2 separate regions of the Homo sapiens genome follow, and region 2 is linked to region 1. A link is a contact called in ENCODE Hi-C or POLR2A ChIA-PET data. All regions are on one chromosome and are shown on one strand. The core of a region is the stretch at or near the end of the contact, and the rest is flanking DNA. Distances in the headings are between cores, read along the strand shown.

Region 1 (5,022 bases), core at 966-3,465:
ATGGAAATGAAAGGAGTCCAGAAATAGATCAATGGAACAAAATAGAGAACCCAGAAATAGCCACACACACACATATACTAATGGCTTCTTAACAAAAGCACCAAGTCATTCCAATGGGGAAATGAAAGACTTTTAGACAAATAGTGCTAGAACACCTGGATATTGGGGGAAAAAATGAGTCTTGACCACCCCCCGCCTTATACCGTGCACAAAAATTAATTTGATATGGATCATAGACAAAAACATAAAGACTAAAAACCTAAAGTCTCTAAGAGGAACCTTGAGAATATAGCACAACATTTGGGAAGACAAAGATGTCTTAAGCAGGACATAAAAAGGAGTAATTTAAAAAAAATGATGTCAGACTTCATAAATATTAATAATTTCTGTTCATCAGAAGCCATCATTAAAAAATAAATTCTCAAGCTACAAACTGGAAAATACCTATGCAATACATATGTCTAATAAAGGACTCATATCCAGGATGTATAGAGAACTCTTAAAAACCAACAATAAAAACACAAAAAAGTCAATTTGTAAAAACAGGCAAAATACATGAACGTGCCTATCACATAGGAAGAACGAATGGCCAGTAAGCTCAACACCGTAGATCATCAGGGAAATGCCAACTAATGCCACAGTGAAATGGCATTTCACACAAATCATCATAGCTGAAGTAAATAAACTGTGATAATACCAAATGTTGGACTAAGTAAAATAAAAATATTGACAATACCAAGCATGAAGCAATTCGATATCCCAGGCACTGCTGGTAAGAATATAAGAATGGTATAACCAGTTTGGAAAAATTTTGGAACTTTCATATAAAGTTAACCATAAACCTACTTATGGCCCCGCAATTCTACTCTCAGATATTTATGCAAGAGAAATGGAAAAAAAGAACATAAAAAAGACTTTTACAAGAGTGCTCACAGCACTCTTAGTAACAGCTCCAAATAGAAACAATTCCATTGTACTCATACAGGAGAATTGATAAATGTATTGTCATATATTTGTACAATGGAATATTACTCAGCAATAAAGTAGAACAAACTGCTGACAAAGGCAATAACATGAACAAATCTCAAAAACATTATGTTGAGCAAAATTAGCAAGACCTAAAAGAATATATACTGAGGTGCTACATTTTATAGAAGCAAAGCTAACTTATGGTGAAAGAAATCAGAACAGTGACTTCTCCTAGGCTCTAGTGGGGCTGGGGGTAGGGCAGGAGTGAGTGTGTGTGAGGGAACTGACTGGAAAAGGAAATGAGGGGTTTTCTGGGTGAAGGAGGTGTTTTCTATCTTGGTTTGGATGGGTATATATAATTGTAAAATCCATCAAATGGGATCACTGTCTAGGCATTTTATTGTATATAAATTATACCTCATTAAGATGATTAAAAATTTTAAAGAGACCCATAACTTATAAAACATCTTTAAAAACCCGAGGCAAAATCTCTGAAAACATTTACTGGAAGGGAACAAAATAAAAACATCCTGAAACTAATGGGCTGCAACACCTTTGCAATCTGACAAAAGGATGACTCTTCACATCTACCTCCTCCGTACTTCAGTACAAGCCTTTTTGGTGTTGCAACATTGTCCAAGTTAGGAGAAATGCTATGTTCCTCTGGCCCTGGGTCAGAGAGCGATGGGATTGACCAAAAGGAAGGACCAGTGGAATTGACCAAAGGAAAGCAAATGCTTAGCTTGGTCTTGATGTAAAGGGTCAACCAACACACACGTACTGCCAATTGACGCTCATTGACATGGTCAGTGTCAGACTTCTGGTGGAGAGAAAAATGCTACTTCTGTCCGTGCATTCCAAGAGTCAAATTCGCCAAGCTGCAGAAGGCAGTCAGCAACAACAAGGAATTGCTTGCACACAGGCCAGTCATTCCTGATGCTCTTTCTTTTCCTGGATATTTCTGTTGGTGGGCACGAGCAAGCAAAGGGAGCTTAGAGTGAAACCCAAGCATTAGTGAGAAATTAGAGTTGACAGATGAGTGTGGGAGGGTGGGGAAGGAGGGAGTGAGGACGGCATCTCCTTCCCCATGTCAAGCATATTTCTCACCCGTTACAATGCTCCTTGTTCTCTGATGTGTCCTTTCCCATAGAGGAAGTTATTTGTGAGAGAGGAGGAGAGGAGCTAGCTCATGGGAAAAAAATGTCTCTCGGGCTGTGAGCAGTGAATTGGCTTGTGCCCAAGTAATGTCCTCAAGGTGTGCCATGAGAGATGAAGTCACTTGGCTCATTTTACCAGCTTCAGGATGGCATTAAGACCTGACAAAGCCAGGCAACACGTACAAGGAAACTAACCTGAGGCAGGACCGTGGCACTGAAGGAGTCTCCCTGGATGCAGCAAAGGTGGAGACCTTGTCCAAGAAAAATGCTGGACGGGCCTTTACCCCAAAGAGGAAAGCTGGGTCATGGAACAAGGAAATGAATTACATCAAGTGAAAATGCACATCTGATGCCCAGTCCAGACCAAGGCATGTACGCTTCCAGAGGCACGCTAGCATGCTGGCACCCCTTCAAACTATTATTCTTTGCATATTTTGTTTGTTCAGCGTGTATCTAGTTAAAAAAAAAGAGAGAGAGAGAAGAAGAAGAAGAAATAAAAAAATGAAAGGGAAAAAATGCTTTTTGAGAGGAGGAAGGGGTAAGCTTTTTTGAAACATAACACATACGGGAAAGAGCATATATCTTGATGTGCAGCTTGGAGCATTCCTCCAAAGTGAACACGCCTATGTTCTCAGCACCCAGACCAAGAAACAGAAGACAGAAGTCCCCCAGGCTCTCCTCTGCCCACTACCACCCCACCCCCTAAAGGGAGCTGCTCTCTTGACTTCTAACATTGAAACTGTTTTTTTAATTCGTGAAGTTGTAAAGCTTTTTATGTTCACACTAAATCGCTAAATTTATCATTTTAATTTATTTGGAGCTCTTTCATTTCGTGGCTTATGTTGTTGCCCATAGCCAGAGGACAATTTGCACTCACATTCCTAAGTAGAGGTCAGTGACACGTATATATTGCAAGGCGGTGTTCCCTAGGTAGAGCACTTCATCTCGTCTTTTTTTATTTCAGCACGTCTGTTCCTGCTGACTTCGAATGATTGTCAAGTGGCTGGACTCAGATGTTAGCCGTCTGTCATTGCTGCTAATAACATATTCATGTACAAAAACAACAGAGGTAGGTTGATGCTGGGGAGGAGTGTTTTTTTTTTTTTTATACTGGAAGACATCATCTACTTTGGTCAAAGTAAAACAATTTTTATTTCCAGTAATGAAAGGAGTTGCATGTGGAAACCTGAGTTACCAGGCACCGTTTTTCTGATTTATTATAAGGATGTGTTAGCACCATTTCTTAGAAACTGATATTCCAGAGAGATGCCCAGTCTTTTATCAGATATATGTATTGCAAATATTTTCTTCAGTCTGTGACTTGACAAACCTCTTAGTACCTTCTGGCCTGAAAGTCTCTAAGACTCTCAGTTCAGGCTTGTAGATGACTTTAAAGCCAAGTATGGGAGAGATTCCAATCATTCTCCTTGCAATATGGGGTTGGGATTGTCATCTCAATTAACAGACATTCAAAGCGTGCCTTCTCTGGATGCTGAGAACACAGAGATAAAAAAAAGATGCCGTGCCTCCCCTACAAGAGCTCTCTGTCAAGTGGGGAATCAGACTTGTTAACAAATACCAGAGGAGAGACCACAAAGCCTTTTTGCCTTGAGAAGTCCAGGAAAGCCTCACAGAAGAGAACACATTTAAAAAACAGCTCACCAGCAGAACCTTGAAGAAAAGCCATTCTTCTATGAGAAAGTGGCATTTCAAAAGCCTGGGTGGAGAGAAACGAAAGTTCACAGCCAGGGTGAGGAATAGCTAACATTTTATATATATCTATATATACGTGTATATATAGATATATGTATACGTGTATATATAATATATGTAACATCTATGTAATATATATGTAATATGTATGTTATAGAGGTAATATATGTGTTATGTTATATATGTAATATATGTATATATACACATATATACATATATATACACTTATATGTATATATACGTGTGTATATATACATTTGAGATGGAGTCTCATTCTGGCACCAGGCTGGAGAACAGTAGCGTGATCTCAGCTCTGCAACCTCCACCTCCCGGGTTCAAGCGATTCTCCTGCCTCAGCCTCCTGAGTAGCTGAGACTACAGGTGTGCGCCACCACGCCCAGCTAATTTTTGTATTTTTAGTAGAGACGGGGTTTCACCATGTTGGCCAGAATGATCTCTATCTCCTGACCTCGTGATCTGCCCACCTCGGCCTCCCAAAATGCTGGGATTACAGGCATGCGCCACTGCGCCCGGCTGCTCACGTGGTATATTTTTAAAATTAAACATAATCTAAAAAACACCTATGTCTGAACCACCTGGGTTCTTGCTAAAACAAAGATTTCTAGGTTCTATCATTTACTAGGTCTTAATTTCTGGGGTTTGTGACCTGGGAATCTTCATTTTATCAATTTTTCTAGGTTAACTCTGTTGCACACAAAATTTGAGAAATGTTCCCCTACGATAGTACCAATGTAGGGTGAAGATAAAACAGGAGGGCTGGGCATGGTGGCTCACACCTGTAATCCCAGCACTTTGGGAGATCGAGGCAGAAGGATTATTTGAGGCCAGGAGTTTGAGACCAGCCTGGGTAACAAAGTGAGACGCATCTCTACAAAAAATAAAAAAATTAGCTGGGCATGGTGGTGTGCACCTGTAGTCCCAGCTACTCAGGAGGCTGAGGTGGGAGGATCGCTTGAGCCCAAGAGGTCGAGCCTGTAGTGAGCTGTGTTCATGCCACTGCAGTCCAGCCTGGGCAACAGAGAGAGACCCTGTCTCAAACAAACAAACAAACAAACAAACAAAAACAGGAAAAGTAAGTTAGGGTCATATGGTGAAGGGTTTGTGTGATGAATAAAGGGCCGGTCTCCAGAGTTTCATATGGAATGGTAATCTACAATCACAC
Region 2 (4,991 bases), core at 437-2,936, 290 kb before region 1:
TAGCAGGGTACATTTCTCCTTTGCTACCTGGCTCTACTCTCGGCCAAACCTCCCAGCCCATGGATGAGAATTCTCTTGTGTATCAATGGATATGCATGCTTTATTTTGTTTTATTCTGAGGGGATCTGTTTCTTCCCACAGCAGAAAAAGCAAAGTTGCCTTTTTCAAAGTTGCTTATGCCGTAAGGCATAAGATGGTGGTAATTCTTTGTGTCGACATCTATTTTAGTACAGTTTAAAAGTAGGTACTTTTTTAGTATTTTCAAAGGGGTCTGTCCATATTTCATCTTGATACGTTATTTTTTGCCTAGCACAGTGTCTTGCCTATGGGAAGCATCATATATGTTTTAAATACATCTATACAGTTTAATTGAATGCTAATAAATTACTCCCCCAACTCAGTAATAATGGAGAGAAGGCCAAATGGAAGTGAGGGTGTGGTCATACTCGGAAGGGATTCTTGAAACTGTCTGGTAGAAATAAGGCTTCTATTAATAAATCAGTCAATTCAATTAAACACTAGACTAGTGTCCATTTAATCAGCTTCTGAATTTTGGGTGTACAAGCAAAATAGTGTACGGTTTGGGTGAGTCTGGTTTGTTTTGTGTTTTCCACTATGAAAAAAATCAGAACCACTAGAGGTCACTCCAGTTATTAGCAAGAACTGGTTAGGCTAGTCTTTGTCTTACAGGACAAGGCAGCTCTGGCAAGCCTGCCTAAATTTTGCCATCAGCAGAAGCAGAATAAAAGTTAACTTCAATGCTCATAAATGGTTAGTACAAGTCTATGGTTTGCTCTATCCCATTACGCCATCCTGATTTACCTTCCTCCGTACCATTTCTTTCCGCTGTACCATTTCAATAATAACCTCAGCAGCTGTGTCTACTATGTGTTTATTATGCATCAGGCAATATTCCAAGGATTTTGCATCATTATCATCTTTACTTTGCACAGCAACCCTATGAGGGCTGTACCATTACTGCTACCATTTTACAGAAGATAAAATCAAGGCTCAGAGAATTCACAAAGCTGAGTGACAAGGCTGAGATTCAAACCCAGAGCCCACACTGGTAGACACAGATCGGATCCCATTAACAACAATGGGGTATGCTTGACTCTTATTTTCTATTTAAACAACAGGTTTGAGTGTTGTAACAGGAGAAAAGTTTCGGAATGCATATATGTGGCAACAGGAAGCACTTTGGCATCCCTCAAATCATACTCTACAGGTCAAGCAAATGCAGAGTTGTGTGTGTGTGTGTGTGTGTATGTGTGTGTGTGTGTGTATTTGGGAGGGGAGAGAGAATAGAGGGGAGTATGGAAAATGGATCTAACAAGTTAAAGGTGGGATTGCTGTTCGACATAGTCAAATGGCCAGGCCAGCAGACCCATAAGTCCATCACTTCCAAGTGACTTATCCAAAAGAAAAATAAAACACACCTTCCCAACCCTGCCATTAAAAAGATACTACTCAATCTGAGCAGCGGTTGTGTACTGTGTCTAAAGCCATGAAAGCACCTTTTCTACAGCATCTCGGAACATGTTCAGCGATTTGGTGAAAGACCCAGGAGCTCTTATTCACACCCTGCTTTAAGCAGTAGAGAGCTCTGCTGGCTCAACAAAGCATTTTTTTTTTTCCCCAAGGATTGATAGTATCTATGTATTTACATAATACCTCTGCCTGTGGCAAGCCTGACTTAGATGAAGAAGTGGAGGCTGAGGGAATTTAAAGACACTTGCCTCAGGTTACAAAGCAAGTCAACACAGATGGAGTTTAGCATCCCCAGCCCTGGAGTTTCCACTCAGTTCTTGGGCTGCTAGGACCCTGCATTGTGCTTGTTGGTATTAAACCTGAAGATCTCCCTTGTAGAATGTTCTCACAGGATCCCGCTCACCAAAAGGTGACGGGGGATTACAGTTTACCCTAACAAGGCCAACATCTTAATCTCATAATGAAACCTTCTGAGGATCCCCTCTGCTTTCACTCTGAGCCCCCATAAAAACCAATCATCATGTATACCCCTCCACCAAATGGTCGCTGCGATTGGCACCTGTCCTGGCCTGTGCCTTTGGAATGGAAAGTCAGGATAGTTTCAAAGTTTCATATACAATAACAGGAAAAAAAAATGAAACAAAGGAACATTTTAAGCAGCAGTCCCCACCTCTGAGCTGTTTCTTTCCAATCTCAGCCAAAGCTTTGCATACCTCAAATCCCCTGAGAGCAGAGAAGACTATAAAACAAACAGTTAAGATTTTTTGGTGGGGGAAGGCGGTGGGGGGGCCACAACAGAGGAAATAAAAATTGTTATAAGCTTTATCTTCTAGCATAGCTTGCTGCCTTTCACAATGTTCTAAAATGACAGAGAGAGTTGAGAAGAAGGAAAAATTGAATTCCAATTTATTTATCTCACACTCTCTAGCATTAGTACAAGAAGTAGTATTTGCTGGAAAGATGTTAAAGTAGCATTTGCATTTCAAGTCATTCTTCACATTTTAACTTATATATAAGGAACAATAAAAGTCCTAGATTAGAGACTCTTTTCAACTTGAAAGGTGGGAAAACAGGATTTAAAGGAAAAGAAAGAGGAAACCTGGTAATAGATTGTGTCCTATATAACAATCAATATTCTCTAGTTGACGGGTTCATTAGCTATTAAAACGAAGAGCCTTTCTGGAGAAAAATCATTATAAAAAGTACCATGGATGGGGCTTACTGTTGTCAGAGAGGTAATGGTTATGCTAGAGAGTACTCTGAAGAAGAAATCTGAAGAACTGCATCTTTGTGCATGTCAATTTCTCAGGACCTCAGTTTCTTCACTTAGAAAACCTGAGTAATAATATTCTATCATTTCTTTCTTGTTAACCTTTCTTGTAGACATGTTTTATATCATAGATATTTTATTAGAATCAAACAAGCCTTTTAATGTAACAGACACAAGAAAAAATTTTATTAGATAGCATCTTTCAATTAAGGTCTTAAAAAATTCTCAGTTGAGTATTCCCATTTTATGATTTAGAAAGATACATAACAAAGGCAGATAAAGAGATCATGTTAAATTATTTGCTTTAAGTTCCCCCCAAATTGAGCTAGTGTCACCAATGGAGTTGTAATGGCCAGTACATTCTTCCACTTGCCAGGACAAACACCTTGCTGTCAATCTTGGCTTCTTTCTTTCTCTAACGCTCCCAATTCATTCCAATAGGAAGTCCTGTGAGGTCTCTATTTGTGACATATATCCAGCGTCTGACTACTTCTCATTGCTTCCATTGCCACCTCCCTGGTCTGGGTCACTAACTGCACTACTGCAACTGCCTCCTAACGGCTTCCACCTGGGCATCTCCCCACAAATCTATTCTCAAAACAGCAACCAGAGGGATACTTCAAGATGCAAGTTAGACCATTTTCCTCCTCTGCATCAAATGCTCCAGTGGCTCTCATCTCCCTCAGAGAAGCAAATCCTTTCAATAGGCTCCAAGGCTGTATACATCTCGCCCCCTGCTAACTCACTATTTTCCGCCATGCAGCCATGCTGGCCTTTGCACTGTTCCCTGAACACAGTTACTTTTGCATCTCAAGACTCCCATGCCTTTGTTTTCTCTGCCTGGGTTACTCTTTCTCCAGATATCCTCATGTTCTCACCTCATCTCACTCACCTCCTCATGTGCTTCTGAAAAGTCACTCTCTCCGTGAGGTCCTTTCTCAGCTTTATATTTAAAATCGAAATCCACCACAACCCACAGGATTGCCCGGCCCCCTTCCCTTTTTATTGTTCTCCACACTACCTCCCATCTTCCCATCTTCTAATACCTACTTTACTTAGTTCTTTGTTTGTTGCTTGCTTTTCTCCTCCCCCATTAAATAACTCTTTTTAAAATTATAATTGCCACTTTTATTTTAGATTCAGGGGGTACATGTGCAGGTTTGTTACATGGGTACATTGCATGATGCTGAGGTTTGAGATATGAATGATCTTGTCCCCCAGGTAGTGAGTATAGTACCCAGTAGGTAGTTTCTCAGACTTTGCCTTCCTCCCCTTCTCCTCCCTCTAGGAGTCCCCAGAATTTTTGTCTCTTTAGTTGTCTTTTCATCCCCAGATCTTAGAATAGTGCTTGACATATAACAGGTGCTCAATGACTATTTGCTCAACGAGTAAATGATGCAATAGAGACCCAGACACCTCAGCCTTAGAATGTTTGACTTCTCCTAAGAACCCAGGAAACTTCTATTTCACTTATCATAACTAATTCACAGTCTCTTTGTAAGGTAGGTGTTTTTAACCCATATTTTACTGGGGGAAAATGACATACCAGGTGGTTGTCTTCCTTTAAGTCATATAAGCAGTTAAAGATGAACTTCATGAGAGGCCTAGGCTTTTGGACCCAAAATTTTCACATCCTTCACTCCCCCAGGTCCCCCAAAGAGCAGGATAAATTTTCAAAGCTGAAGTGCTATCATGTTTTGTGGATCATATCTTTTGCACATGATGCCCAGAACTTCCATTCCATATTATAAAACTATTGCTTAAAGTAATTATTTATCCAAGGAACTTAAATTCTTTACAAACAGTTCTATTTGCACAGGAAGTGTGTCTTTTTATAATTTACTTACAACTGGGTTTTCCAGTATCTGCAATTAAATTAAAATATATAAGTTCACTAGATTTGTAATCACTTCTCCATCCCAATTTCCATTTTAGAAAAGAAAAAAGTTCTTTAGACTTTAGAAGGACTTTGATATTGGATTGATCTTCAGAAAGATCTTTGAACTAATAGCTCAATTAAGCACAATTAATTCATTCAACTACCCCATAAGCCACAGTAAATCACCACTCAGAAAGCCCAACCACTTGGGTCACTGGGGCACTTTTCAGAACGATTCAGTTTATGGGGCAGTCCTAAAAATGTCATTCTGTTTATCCAGGCATCTAGGAATGATGTCAAGTCTGAACACTACCAAGATATCACCTTCACTAATGATGCCTATGATGTGGT

The links. A loop is a pair of places that touch in the nucleus more often than their neighbours do. ChIA-PET counts read pairs that join two places held with the same protein, here RNA polymerase II (POLR2A). Pooled maps may share reads with other maps.
Region 2: a loop to region 1 is called in a map of Panc1, with 4 times the contacts of the local background. The contact joins two enhancer-like sites. A Hi-C loop is called at or near these places in 13 of 168 maps with a recorded cell type or tissue (Calu3, GM11168, MCF 10A and 9 more), 1 of 37 single-sample maps with no recorded cell type and 11 of 50 pooled maps. POLR2A ChIA-PET finds 5 or more read pairs at or near these places in 5 of 52 experiments (A549, HEK293, HEK293T and 2 more).

The regions. Positions count from the first base shown.
Region 1 is chr6:12,311,529-12,316,550 of GRCh38, reverse strand. No RefSeq gene overlaps it. Among named protein-coding and RNA genes, the nearest start is that of EDN1, 24 kb to the right of the region's middle. Within about 2 kb of position 2,215, at least 9 of the 41 ENCODE cell types and tissues checked have a DNase peak (open chromatin) inside an H3K27ac peak, as active enhancers do; they include Panc1 and endothelial cell of umbilical vein, where a contact is called at or near this core.
Region 2 is chr6:12,599,251-12,604,241 of GRCh38, reverse strand. No RefSeq gene overlaps it. Among named protein-coding and RNA genes, the nearest start is that of LINC02530, 16 kb to the right of the region's middle. Within about 2 kb of position 1,686, at least 3 of the 41 ENCODE cell types and tissues checked have a DNase peak (open chromatin) inside an H3K27ac peak, as active enhancers do; they include Panc1 and endothelial cell of umbilical vein, where a contact is called at or near this core.